Regions from separate parts of the Homo sapiens genome. Here region 1 is linked to region 2. Evidence: chromatin contacts called from ENCODE Hi-C or POLR2A ChIA-PET data. All regions are on one chromosome and are shown on one strand. Each heading gives the region's core, a stretch centred on a gene start or an enhancer-like site at or near the end of the contact. The rest is flanking DNA. Distances are from core to core; before and after follow the strand shown. Region 1 has its middle 11 kb from the start of TRT-AGT4-1. Region 2 holds the start of LINC01012 (long intergenic non-protein coding RNA 1012).

The links. Hi-C counts contacts between places; a loop is a spot of excess contacts on that map. ChIA-PET counts read pairs that join two places held with the same protein, here RNA polymerase II (POLR2A). Pooled maps may share reads with other maps.
Region 1: a map with no recorded cell type shows a loop between it and region 2 (4-fold over the local background). The contact joins the enhancer-like site here to the promoter of LINC01012 in region 2. A Hi-C loop is called at or near these places in 8 of 37 single-sample maps with no recorded cell type and 9 of 50 pooled maps. POLR2A ChIA-PET finds 5 or more read pairs at or near these places in 12 of 52 experiments (CD8-positive, alpha-beta memory T cell, GM10248, HEK293 and 6 more).

What each region holds. Positions count from the first base shown.
Region 1 is chr6:27,735,061-27,741,294 of GRCh38, forward strand. It overlaps the pseudogene GPR89P. Among named protein-coding and RNA genes, the nearest start is that of TRT-AGT4-1, 11 kb to the left of the region's middle. RefSeq lists enhancers at 2,514-3,713, 3,177-3,296, 3,307-3,646. Within about 2 kb of position 3,416, at least 8 of the 41 ENCODE cell types and tissues checked have a DNase peak (open chromatin) inside an H3K27ac peak, as active enhancers do.
Region 2 is chr6:27,691,652-27,698,742 of GRCh38, forward strand. LINC01012 (long intergenic non-protein coding RNA 1012) reads left to right here and starts at 2,384. Exons shown (of 4, transcript NR_038294.1): 1 at 2,384-2,855.

The sequences.
Region 1 (6,234 bases), core at 2,166-4,665, 44 kb after region 2:
GACTTCCCGGGCTCCAGCGATCCTCCCACCCACACCCAACTAATTTTTGTATTCTTGGTAGAGACAGGGTTTGGCCATATTGCCTGCGCTGGTCTCGAACTACTTGGCCCAAGCGATCCTCCTGCCTCTGCCTCCCAAAGTGTTGGGATTATAGGCATGAGCCACAGAGCCAGCTGGGATGCTTTTTATTTCACTTTCTTGCCTACTTTCTGTGGCTAGAACTGCCAACACTATGCTGAATAGAGTGGTGAATGTGGGCATTTTTGTCTTTTACTGATCTTGGAAAAAAAGTTTTCAGTCTTTCACTATTTTTTTTTTTTAATTGAGACGGTGTCTCACTCTGTCGCCCAGGCTGGAGTACAGTGGTGAGATCTCAGCTCACTGCAACCTCTGCCTCCCAGGTTCAAGTGATTCCCGTGCCTCAGCCTCCTGAGTAGCTGGGACTACAGGCGCACGCCATGCCCGGCTAATTTTTTTGTATTTTCAGTAGAGATGGGGTTTTGCCATGTTGTCCAGGCTGGTTTCAATTCCTGACCTCAGGTGATCCGCCTGCTTCCGCCTCCCAAAGTGCTGGGATTACAGGCGCGAGCCACCGCGCCTGGCCAGCCTTTCACTATTGAATATGATGTTAGTTGAAGGTTAATCATAAGTAGCCTTTATGATGTTAAGGAAGTTTTCTTCTATTTCTAGTTCATTGGGTAGGTTTTTTTGTTTGTTTGTTTTTCACGAAAGGGTGTGGGATTTTGTCAAATGCTTTTTCTGTATCAATGGAGATGATTATGTAATTTTTTTCCATTCTGTTAATGTGGTATATATTACATTGACTGATATTTGTATGTTGAATTATCCTCACATTCCAGGAATAAATCTTACTTTTTCGTAGTGTATAATCTTCTTAACATATTGCTAACCAGGCATGGTGGCTCATGCCTGTAATCCCAGCACTTTGGGAGGCCAAAGCAGAGGATTGCCTGAGCTCAGGAGTTCACGACCAGCCTGGGCAACACAGTGAAACCCCGTCTCTACTAAAATACAAAAAATTAGCTGGGTGTGGCGGCGTGTGCCTTTAGTCCCAGCTACTCGGGAGGCCGAGGCAGGAGAATTGCTTGAATCTGGGAGGTGGAGGTTGTAGTAAGCTGAGCTCACGCCACTACACTCCAGCCTGGTTGGTAGAGCAAGACTCCATCTCAAAAAACAAAAACAAAAACAAACCCAAAACATATTGCTAACTTTAGTTTGCTAGTAATTTGTGGATACATTTTTGTATCGTACTGCTTCAGTATCCTTACTAGTTATAGGTCTATTCACATTTTTTATTTCTTTTTAATTAAATTTTAATAGATTGTTTCTAGGAGCTTATCCACTTCATCTAGGTTATCCAATTTGCTGGCATACAATTCTTCACAATATTCTTTTATAATCCTTTTGATTTCTGTAAATTCGTAATGTTTCTTCTTTTCCTTCCTTCCTTCCTTTCTTTCCTTCTTTCCTTTTCTTCCTGTTTATTCTTTTCATTACAATCTCTGATTTTCATGACAGTCAATCTCAAGGGAAAGCTATGACCACCTCCATGTGAACCTGAAAATGGATATCCTATGTGTTTGGCCCAGCTACCATAGACATCTCTTGCCCCAGAGTTCCGGTGTATTTTTCCCTCTTAGTTTTTCGGTTCCTCTCCGCCATTGCACCAGCCTCAGGTCCACATAGGATGCTCTCTGCTGAGTATTGCCTTGAGTTACTGCTCTCTCTCATGTTCTAGCTGATGCTACTCGTGATCACAGTATCACCTGAGTAGGAAAGAGGATGCTAGAGGTAAAAAATGCTACCACAGCATTTTGTTTGTTTATAAAATGTTAGACCCTGGTCCCCTCCATTTTTTTCCCCTTTCATATCTAAATTTTGAGACCACTGGCCTCTAACAGTCTGTAGTAGCCCTAAGTTCAAGGTGTCATATGCTTCTCTGGTGCCTGTTAGTGAGCCAAATAGAGAAACACTATGCTAGAGAGACTGCTGACCAGGAAGATCACATCAAACCAATGGTAACAGAAATTGAACTGCAGTTCTCCAAGGACTTCGGTAATTATGGTGCATATTCTAGAGGCATACTCATTCAGATTAGAAGCGCAGAGGAGACAAAGTACATGCCCATTATCTGTGCTAATAGCAGGACATTGACACTGGAGGACTTACTGCTAGAGATGGCATAAAAGAACGTGGTATGAGCAATCCTCTGATGGATGTGGCGATGATTATTCCAACAAGAATGGAGGAAATGTGTTGGGACCAAAATTTCACATCACACTGGATTCCCAGATAATTCACAGTGATCTCAACGCCTCTTGTGACAGGATCCATTTTCCCAACTCGATCAAAAGCAATGTTGATGGTGCCATGAAAATTTTTCAAACACAGTAAATAGAGAAAAAGTAACCCAGAAAATTGAAATATTTCCTTTTGAAGGTTTTGGAGTATTCTGTTCTCTCCTTGGTAGCGTACAGATCAGCTGTTTTCAGAAAAAGCTGCCTGCTTAGTTCTTCCAAAGCATCCACTTCCTGTTGAGTAAGTGGTAATACTTTCTATCATTCCCCAGAATCCTGATGGTTTGTTATGCACCTCCCCTTTCTGGAACATCGTTCTCTGTGCCATTGCCATCCTTTTCTTTGTGGTTATGATCATATCCATGGTTTGGAGCAGTCGCTGTTCCAGGGCTAGAATATCTGTGTCAGTCACATTCCTGAGGAAATAAGACATCAAAGTGTATGTGCAGTAGACGGCACCAAATCCAGAAAGGAGGGCCATGAGAGTAACTCCAATCACACCAACCCAGCTGATGAGCTGTTCTATGGATAAGATCCCATGTTTTGGGCTGAGAATGGGAAAGGAATCTCCTAGTTTCCAGAAAAAACAGATAAAGGTCAACCACAAGAGACAGGAAAAAAGCAGTCGTTGTTTATGCACTAAGACAGAGGAGACAAAAGTAGTCGGATGTTGCTCACAATAAAATAGCCAGTTTAAAAACGCACCATGAAAACCAGAATCAGCAGAATTACACCTAGGTTCAATTTCCAGTAAAAATAACGACAGCTGCTACTCAATACTCCAAAGATTTCAAAGATGATGAGCTCAAACATAGTGCAAGAAAATGCAAACGTCACAGAGAAGATCACCTGTACAACATACTGACGCACCTCATAGTTCTTAAACAATTGGCACATGAAGAAAAGCCACCCAAATTAAAAAAAAATAGTATCTGGGAGGTAATCACGATGCTGGAATCAATCAGGAAGCCTATGGTGAAGTGTAGGGAGGGCTCCTGCCTCCATTTCCCACTTCCAAGGCCGCGGCACGCTGGGGCCACCGGCCTCTCACACAGGCGGCCTTCGCCCAGGTGCAGCCGTAGGGACTGCGGCTCGTCAGCCTGACGCCATCAAGCTGCGCCCCAGCCAGCCAGTCAATGGCTGTGTCCAGAGCTTCCCGCCTCGGGCTCAGCGTAGGTGGAGCGGACGCCTCCACTTTCATTTCTGATTTTAGTCTTCTGCGTCTCCTCTCTTGTTTATTTGTTTGTTTGTTTTTTGAGACAGAGTCTCACTCTATTGCCCAGACTTCGGTGGTGCCATTTCGGCTCACTGCAACCTCCGCCTCCTGGGTTCAGACGATTCTCCTGCCTCAGTCTCCTGAGTAGCTGGGATTACAGGCGCCGCCACAACGCTAGGCTAACTTTTGTATTTTTAGTAGAGACGGGGCTCTCGCCATGTTGGCCAGGCTGGTCTCGAACTCCTGACCTCAGGTGATCTGCCCACTTCGGCCTCCGAAAGTGCTACAGTTACAGGCATGAGCCACCGCGCCCGGCCCGCTCTTCTTTTTTCTTGGTTCATTTAGCTAAATGTTTGTCAATTTTGGTGAACTTTTCAAAGAACCAACTTTTGGTTTCATTGATTTTCTATATTGTTTCCAGCCTGTCCTTTCCGATGGCTTGCCTTTTCTGACAGCCTGCCCTATGGATTTAGCAATTACTAGCCAGGTTCACAGTTGCATAAGCCAATTCCTTAAAAAAAAATCAACCTCTCACATATAAATATTCATCTGGATGATTCTCCACAAACCGAATAAACCCCGCCTACCAGCATGCAGCTCAAGAGCACCCTAAGTTCCTTTCCAATCACTATGCGGAGGGAACCACTATTGCGACTCGCCCCACACCCACCGGCGAGAAGGCAGGGTCTTGCTTTGTAGTCCAGGCTGGAGGGCAGGGCGTAATCAGCTCACTTGAACTCCTGGGCTAAAGTGATCCTCCCTCCTCAGCATAAGCGACTAAAGGCTGGCTAATTTTTAAATTTTTTTTTGTAGAGACGGTGTCTTAATTATGTTGCCAGGGCTAGCTTCTAACTCCTGGCTCAAGTGATCCATCCGCTTCAACCAACTAAAGTGCTGGGATTGCAGGCGTGAGACACTGCGCACCGGATCACTGAAGCTGGACTGTATAGACATAGCTCCTTTTTTTTTTTTTTTTTTTTTTTTTTTTGAGACAGAGTTTCCCTCTTTGTTGCCCAGGTTGGAGTGCAGTGGCGCGATCACGGCTCACTGCTGCCTCCGCCTCCCGGGCTCAAGCGATTCTCCTGTCTCAGCCTCCGGAGTAGCTGGGATTACAGGCGCCTGCCACCACGCCCGGCTAATGTTTGTATTTGTAGCAGAGATGGGGTTTCACCATCTTGGCCAGGCTGGTCTTGAACTCCTGACTGCGTGATCCACCCGCCTCGGACTTCCAAAGTGCTGGGATTACAGGCGTGAGCCACCGCACCCGGCCTGAGACCTGGGAATTTTAGGAGAATCATTGGGTTGAACAAAAATTAGACACAGGCTGGGTGCGGTGGCTCATGCTGTAATCCCAGCACTTGGGAGGCTGAGGCAGGAGAATCGCTTGAACCCGGGAGGTGGAGGTTGCAGTGAGCCGAGATTGTGCCATTGCACTCCAGCCTAGGGGACAAGAGCCAGACTCCGTCTCAAAATAAAATAAAATAAAATAAAAAATAAAATAAAATAAAATAAAATAAGAAAATAAAAAAATAAAATAATATTCCCAGGTCTCACTTAATAGGCTGTCCAAAGCCAGTCTTGGACGCCATTAGGGAGACTCCTACCCTTTTTGCCTTACCTTTCTTTCACGTCAAAGTAATTCTGTGAATCATTGTTCTCTCGCTTTTCAAGTGGAGTCTCCTTCCTAGTTGGAGAATAGTAGCTCCTTGTCACTACTGCAGACACCCTTAGGGAGGACACCTGTGGTTTCCTGCCTTGCTTATTAGATGTCTACAATTTTTTCTTGGATTATTTTTTGAATAAATAACTTGGCTTCATTCACCATTCCAGATACTATTATTGCCACTTTACTATATGCTTACAGTATGTGTTAAATTATTTAATTTTATTAATTGAAAACAGTTTTTTGAGACAAGGTCTCGCTAGGTTACCCAGGCTGGTCTCGAACTCCTAGGCTCAAGCTACACTCCTATCTCAGACTCCCAAGTAGCTAGAATTATAGGTACATGCCACCCTGCCTGGCTTAATTTTTATGATAAGTAACACATTCACTTGGTTCAAACATCTTGAGTACAGAAAAAAAAATGCAGCTAATATCACCTTCCTCTTTCTCATCCACCCAGTTCCCAGCTTTTTAATTTAATTAATTTATTTTTCTTACGTGCTATCATGTCAAAGTACAGTTCCTAGCATTTTAAACAGGCTACCATTGTCATGAATTTCCTGCTATCTTTCCAGAGATTTTTAAAAGTGCAAATACAGTCTAATACAAATACATATTCTCTTCCACCCTGGCCCAGTCTGTATATTTAAAAGAGCATAAGGAGGCCGGGCGCGGTGGCTCACGCCTGTAATCCCAGCACTTTGGGAGGCCGAGGCGGGCAGATCACAAGGTCAGGAGATTGAGACCATCCTGGCTAACACTGTGAAACCCCGTCTCTACTAAAAAATACAAAAAATTAGCCGGGCGTGGTGGCGGGCGCCTGTAGTCCCAGCTACTCAGGAGGCTGAGACAGGAGAAGGGCGTGAACCCAGGAGGCGGAGCTTGCAGTGAGCCGAGATCGCGCCACTGCACTCCAGCCTGGGCGACAGAGTGCGACTTCGTCTCAAAAAATAAATAAATAAAAAAAGCATAAGGAGGGGCCAGGCCCAGTGGCTCACGCCTGTAATTCCAGCACTTTGAGACGTCGAGGCGGGCGG
Region 2 (7,091 bases), core at 1,134-3,633:
CTGTCTAATCTTACAACTATAGTTAATACTGCTGCCACAAGCAGCAAAGTGGTTTTTCCCCATGCATTGAAGGAAAGTCATAACCCCTCCTCCCAATTATGAAAATATTATTATGCCAATTTAGGTCCCTTAAAGATTACATTGAACCTTAAACTTTTCTATGTAACAAACAAAATGCAGGTACTTTTACAGTGGTCATAGAACCAATTTATATATAATTTTTAAAGAATGATTAATAAGCAAGGCCATGAGATGGATGTTTATATTACACAGGAGATACAACTACATGTTTTGGAATTCTGAATTTAACAGGTGGTTGTTTCCTTTTGTTTTACAGATAGTCCTTCGAGATATTATTACAGTTAGTTAGAGAATTAAGAACAGGAGCTTTCTTAAAGATAATACAGGGACAACTGTGACTTTTCTCTCCATATGAATAAAAATTTACATTTTTCCTATCTTCTATTTTATGGCCAGAGAAAACTCTGAGTATTCAGATTTATCCCAAAAGTTTCTAAAATGACCAAACTGTTCAGAATCATGCTTTTTTCCCTTTTCTTTCTTTCTTTTTTTTTTTTGTTTTTTGTTTTTTGTTTTTTGAGATGGAGTCTTGCTCTGTTGTCCAGGCTGGAGTGCAGTGGTGGGATCTCAGCTCACCGCAACCTCCGCTATCTTGGTTCAAGAGATTCTCTTGCGTCAGCCTCTCCAGTAGCTAGGATTACAGGCACCCGCTACCACACTCAGCTAGTTTTTGTATTTTTAGTAGAGTTGGGGTTTCACCATGTTGGCCAGGCTGGTCTCGAAGTCGTGACCTCAAGTGATCTGCCTGCCTCGGCCTCCCAGAGTGCTGGGATTACAGGCGCGAGCCACCACGCCTGAGCAGAATCATGCTCTTAATTGTACTTGAAAAACAAAACTTTATCTGAAAAAACTTTCTGAGTTTTTGTTTGTATGTTTTTGTTTCTGCTAAAGCTCAAAGTTTCTGACCCTAGGCAAGTTTTTATTAGTCATAGTGCATTAATAACAAATAAATACAAATAGGGCTAATAGGAAAAAAAGGACTAAGAAACTAAGAGGTAAGAAACAGAAGAATGACAGGTTTTGCTTTAAGGAAAAGTGGAGTGGCCCGGCCTTGGTGGCTCATGCCTGTAATCCCAGCACTTTGGGAGGCCGAGGCGGGTGGATCACGAGGTCAGGAGTTTGAGACCAGCCTGGCCAAGGTGGTGAAACCTCGTCTCTACTAAAAATACAAAAATTAGCCAGGTGCGGTGGTGGGTGCCTGTAATCCCAGCTACTCGGGAGGCTGAGGAGGCTGAGGCAGGAGAATCGCTTGAACACGGGAGGTGGAGGTTGCAGTGAGCCGAGGTCGCGCCACTGCACTCTAGCCTGGGCGACAGAGCAAGATTCCGTCAAAAAAAAAAAAAAATTAAAAAGATTTGCTTCCAACCACATAAGGGGAGGAGTGGTTTATAGATTAATAAAATTGCCACGAGTTGGTATTTCTTTTCTTTCATCTTGTTTTCTTTCTTTTTTTTTTTTTTTTGAGGCGCAGTTTCGCTGTTGTTGCCCAGGCTGGAGTGCAATGGCGCTATCTCGGCTAATCACAACCTCCGCCTCCTGGGTTTAAGCGATTCTCCTGCCTCAGCCTCCCTAGTAGCTGGGATTGCAGGCATGCACCACCACATCCGGCTAATTCTTTTTATTTTTAGTAGAAACAAGGTTTCTCCATTTTGGTCAGGCTGGTCTCAAACTCCCAACCTCAGGTGATCCGCCCACCTCGGCCTCCCAAAGTGCTGGGATTACAGGCGTGAGCCACCGCGCCAGGCCTTCTTCTTCTTTTTTTTTTTTTTTTTTTTTTTTTTTTGAGAGGAGTCTTGCACTGTCGCGCGGGCTGGTGTGCAGTGGTGTCATCTCGGCTCGCTGCAACCTCCGCCTCCAAGGTTCAAGCGATTCTCCTGCCTCAGTCTCCCGAGTAGCTAGGATTACAGGCGCCCGCCACCACGCCCAACTAGTTTTTTGTATTTTTAGTACAGACGAGGTTTTACTATGTTGGCCAGGTTGGTTTCGAACTCCTGACCTTGTGATCCGCCCGTCTCGGCCTCCCAAAGTGTTGGGATTACAGGCGTGAGCCACCGCGCCCGGCCGAGTTAGTAATTCTTGAAGGTGTGTCAGGTACATTGGATGCACTGTACTATTCTGTCTACCTTTGTATATATACTTTAAAGGTTTTTCCCCACAATTTCTCTGGGAAACCTGAACCTTTCTTCCCCGTGTGTTTAGAAGGGAAGGTGAGGAGAGTCAAAGGCACATGGAGCATTAACAGTTGGAATAAACGACAGAGACACGGAAACCTCCGAGGTTTCCAGAGCGGACCCGGAAATGACGCCAGGGGATGCAAACCCTTCTGCCCCTTTTTGCTACCCCTGAAGCTTACTGTTAGTGGTCGAGTTTTTCTGGAAGTGGGCTTCCGCGATCGCGGGGACCAACGCCCTGAGCTCTTGTGCCCAAAGGGGATCGCCAGGTTTTTTGATGCGGATCGAAAGGGACTGGCCCCGGAGCCTACAACCTGACGCAGGTGGGACTTGGGGAAATGTCGAGAAACCTAGGTCTGGGACTTGAGTTGGCTTCCAGGGCACACATTCTTGTTCAGAAGAAACACATTGCAAAAATCGGGAGGTGACGGGCAGATGAAGTGTCGGCGCTTCGCCTCGGGACTCCAGTGCAACCTATGGGGCTTTTGGAAATGAGGAAGTCGATGACTCTGCAGGGACTCCTCTGACCCAGGAGCAGATGGCGCTCGTCTGGGCACTCCCCAGGAGAAAAGGTGCATCGGGAAGCAGCCTGGCTTGTGGATGGTAATAAGTCACTGTTGATGGGTTGGGTGCAGGGAGGGATTTAAGTTCTTGAGCGACAGATGCTAGGGAGTTTACCTGCTCTGGATAACAGTATCTTGTGGAGGATAGTCACCTGGAAAACAGAAATGGCGTGACTGTGTTGAATACACTGTTTGATGATTCTGGGCATCAGGTGAATAGGAAATGTGTAACGTTATGGATGAGTGTGTGCTCATCGGACAGTAGCAGTGCATCTTAACAGTCGGCCTCTCAGTCCTCCTCTTCCTTAGAATCACCTATAGAGCTTTAAAATTTCCTGGATAATGTTAATGTGCAGCCAGCGATGATGACCATTGGGCTACAGTCAAATCCAAGAGGCGCATCTCATCCTTTGTTCTGATGGACAGAAACCATTATTCTGACATCGTGCCTGTTGGAGACATTGTACCTTAACTAGCATTTAATTCATGTGTGCTGGATTCGCTGAATGAAACTTACCAGCAGGGTACTGAATCTTGAATAATACAAGGAACGAGTAGAATAAGATAGTTCTCATTTTATCCTTATCTAATCTAAGAAATCTAGCAATATTTCTCTGTTTAAGTTTTTTTTCTTCAACAAAAAACAAAATACATGTAAGAGGATTTTCTGACACTGCTGGGGGCTCATAGAATTCTAGTGTCTAGTGTCTTTTCTGTCAGTTAATGTTACAAAGTTCAGTGGTGCTCCTTTTTTGAGATGGTGTCTAGCTCTGTCACTCAGGCTGGAGTGAAGTGGTGCCAACTTGGCTCACTGCATCCTCTGCTTCCCGGGTTCAAGCGATTCTCCTGCCTCAGCCTCCCAAGTAGTTAGGATTTCAGGTGTGTGCCACAACGCCCAGCTACTTAGTAGAGCCGAGGTTTCCCCATGTTGGCCAGGCTGGTCTCGAACTCCTGACCTCAAGTGATCCACACATCTCGGCTTCCCATAGTGCTGGGATTACAGTTGTGATGATCTTAAAACCTCTAACGATTTGGAAATATTCCTCCAGTGATCTTTGTTCTGTCGCAGTGATTGTAATAACATTTATTGAGGAGTTGTATGCCCAGTACTATTAAATAGGTTTACAAATTTTGTTATTTAATCCTCACAACTCTGTTAGAGAGATTGGATATTTTTATATCCATTTAACCACAGTAAAGCTGAGGCTTAGAGGATTTAACCTGGTAATAAGTCCAACATCCCACAACTAGTAAGTGACAGAACCAAGGATTTTCATTCATGTCTGTATAACATAAAAGCCTGTGTTTTATACTTTTTTTTTTTTTTTTTTTTTTTGAGATGAAGTCTCGCTCTTGTCTCCCAATCTGGAGTACAATGGCGCGATCTTGGCTCACCGTAACCTCTGCCTCCCAGGTTCAAGCGATTCTCCTGCCTCAGCCTCCTGAGTAACTGGGATTACAGGTGTGTACCACCACGCCCAGCTAATTTTTTGTATTTTAAGTAGAGACGGGGTTTCACCATGTTGGCCATACTGGTCTCGAACTCTTGACCTCAGGTGATCCATCCACCTCGGCCTTCCAAAGTGCTGGGATTACAGGTGTGAGCTACCGCGCCCAGCCATGTGTTTTTTACTTTTTAGTCAATGGGGCACTTCAGATTACAAGATCTGTGACCCCCCCACAACCATTCCATGAACTATTGGTTCAGCATATAAGAGGACCCGTTTTCTGCCATTTCCTGCATGATGCCTCTAGCAAGCATTGCAATCACAAAGACCTGGGTTTTTAAAATTATTACAAAGAAAAGGAAAGCTTCAGTAGTATGTTGATTAAAGGAATGTCTAGAAAAGGGGAATGGGATATGAGAACCAGGTTACACCAAATTGACAGTTTATGAAAAAATAGTAACCAAGAATATGATACTAATTTTGACTAATTGGTTTTGAATAGACATGGCTTTATTCATTTAAGACAAGCATCTCCATATTTGTGGAGTTTATTCTAGAGGAAAATACAGTTTCTCAGGTGATGGTATTGTGGAGAAAAAGAAATCAGAGAAGGGCAATATGGAGTAGGGTAGAGTGAGGAATGGGTGTTGAGTTTTAAATAGGATGAATGCGGAAGACTTTACCATTATTTAAGCAAAGACTAAGGAATGAGGAGTGAATCACGGGGATTCCAGAGAAGGAACATTCTAGGAAGGAAATATGCCTTGTTTTGGAAGCCATGAAGAGCTCTATACTGTTGACTAGAGATTTGTATTTTGGGTCTGTGACAAATACACCAGGATGATCAGAATCTAGCCAGGAAGGGGTAGAGTTCATGAGAGGAAGGAAGTTGACATTGGCTGGTAAAAACAGACTCTTAAAAGAAACCTCTTTCAGGCGGTGGCTCACGCCTGCAATCCCAGCACTTTGGGAGGCCAAGGTGGGGGCGGATCATGAGGTCAGGAGTTCGAGACCATCCTGGTTAACATGGTGAAACCCCGTCTCTACTAAAAACATAAAAATTAGCCAGGCATGGTGGCCTGCACCTGTAATCCCAGGTACTCAGGAGGCTGAGTCAGGAGAATCACTTGAACCCGGGAGGCGGAGGTTGCAGTGAGCCGAGATCGCGCCACTGCACTCCAGCCTGGGTGACAGAGTGAGACCCTGTCTCAGAAAAAAAAAATAAGAAAATAAGAAACCTCTTTCAAAATAGGCTTTTGCCGGGCGCGGTGGCCCACGCCTGTAATCTCAGCACTTTAGGAGGCCGAGGCGGGCGGATCACGAGGTCAGGAGATCGAGACCATCCTGGCTAACACATGATCCGCCCCCCCTTGGCCTCCCAAAGTGCTGTCTCTATTAAAAATACAAAAAATTAGCCGGGCGTGGTGGCGGGCGCCTTTAGTCCCAGCTACTCAGGAGGCTGAGGCAGGAGAATGTTGTGAACCCAGGAGACGGAGCTTGCAGTGAGCCGAGATCGCGCCACTGCACTCCAGCCTGGGTGACAGAGCGAGACTCCATCTCAAAAAAAAAAAAAAAAAATGGCTTTTAAAAGAATATTTTTACTGACATTGAAAGTAATCTTGTATGTATGTGCTTATGGTAGAGGGAAGAAGAGAAAAGCTAGTGAAAGGAGAAGAAAGCTGACTTCCTGGAAGCTGTTGCAAAAAAAAGAATGATAGAATATTTTTTTTTTTTTTTTGAGAGGTTGTCTGGCTGTGTTACTCAGGCTGGAGGGCAGTGGTGCAGTCTCGGCTCACTGCAACCTCTGTCTCCAGAGATCAAGCGATTCTCCTGCCTCAGCCTCCTGAGTAGCTGGGATCACAGGCGTGCACCACTGGGCCCAGCTAATTTTTGTATTTTCAGTAGAGACTGGGTTTCGCCATGTTGGCCAGGCTGGTCTTGAACTCCTGACCTCAGGTGATCTGCCCACCTTGGCCTCCCAAAGTGCTGGGATTACAGGTGTGAGCCACCACACCCGGCTATTTTCACTGTTATTTATTTGTTAGGTGGCATACTTTCCAACTTTTTTCACAACACTCTATCTTAAGAGATTTCTATATTAATATACAGTGTCTTCATTTGTATATGGATATACCATAATATATTTAAGCCATTTCCTGGTGATGAACACTTGGGCTTTACTCATTTCCTGGTGATAGACACTAGGTTGTTTCTAATCTTTCACCACCACAAACAATGCAGTGAATAACTGTGTGTATGTATCATATATACATACACATATATATACACACACACAATTATATATGTACAGTTAACTATATATATAGCTTTATATATAAATATATACACACATAATCATATATATATACAGTAAACATATAACTGAAGAAACATATTTTTCCTTCATTCCCTGTATATAACACTATTACACAGAAAAATTTTGTTTTATTAAATAGCTAATGTCTGTTTTTTCCTAAAGTGTCACATTTCTTTAGGTCAGATGAACATAGATTAACAATCACATTTTAGCTGGGTGCCATGGTTTATACTTGTAATCCCAACGCTGGAAGGCCAAGGCAGGTGGATTATTTGAGCTCAGAAGTTTGATACCAGCCTGGGCAACGTGGCGAAACCCTGTCTCTACAAAAAAATTTAAAAATTAGCTGGGCGGCCGGGCATGGTGGCTCATGCCTGTAATCCCAGCACTTTGGGAGGCCGAGGCGGGCGGATCACGAGGTCAGGAGTTCGAGACCAGTCTGGCCAATATAGCGAAACCCCATCTCTACTAAAAATACAAAAGATTAGGCGGGCGTGGTGGCGGGTGCCTG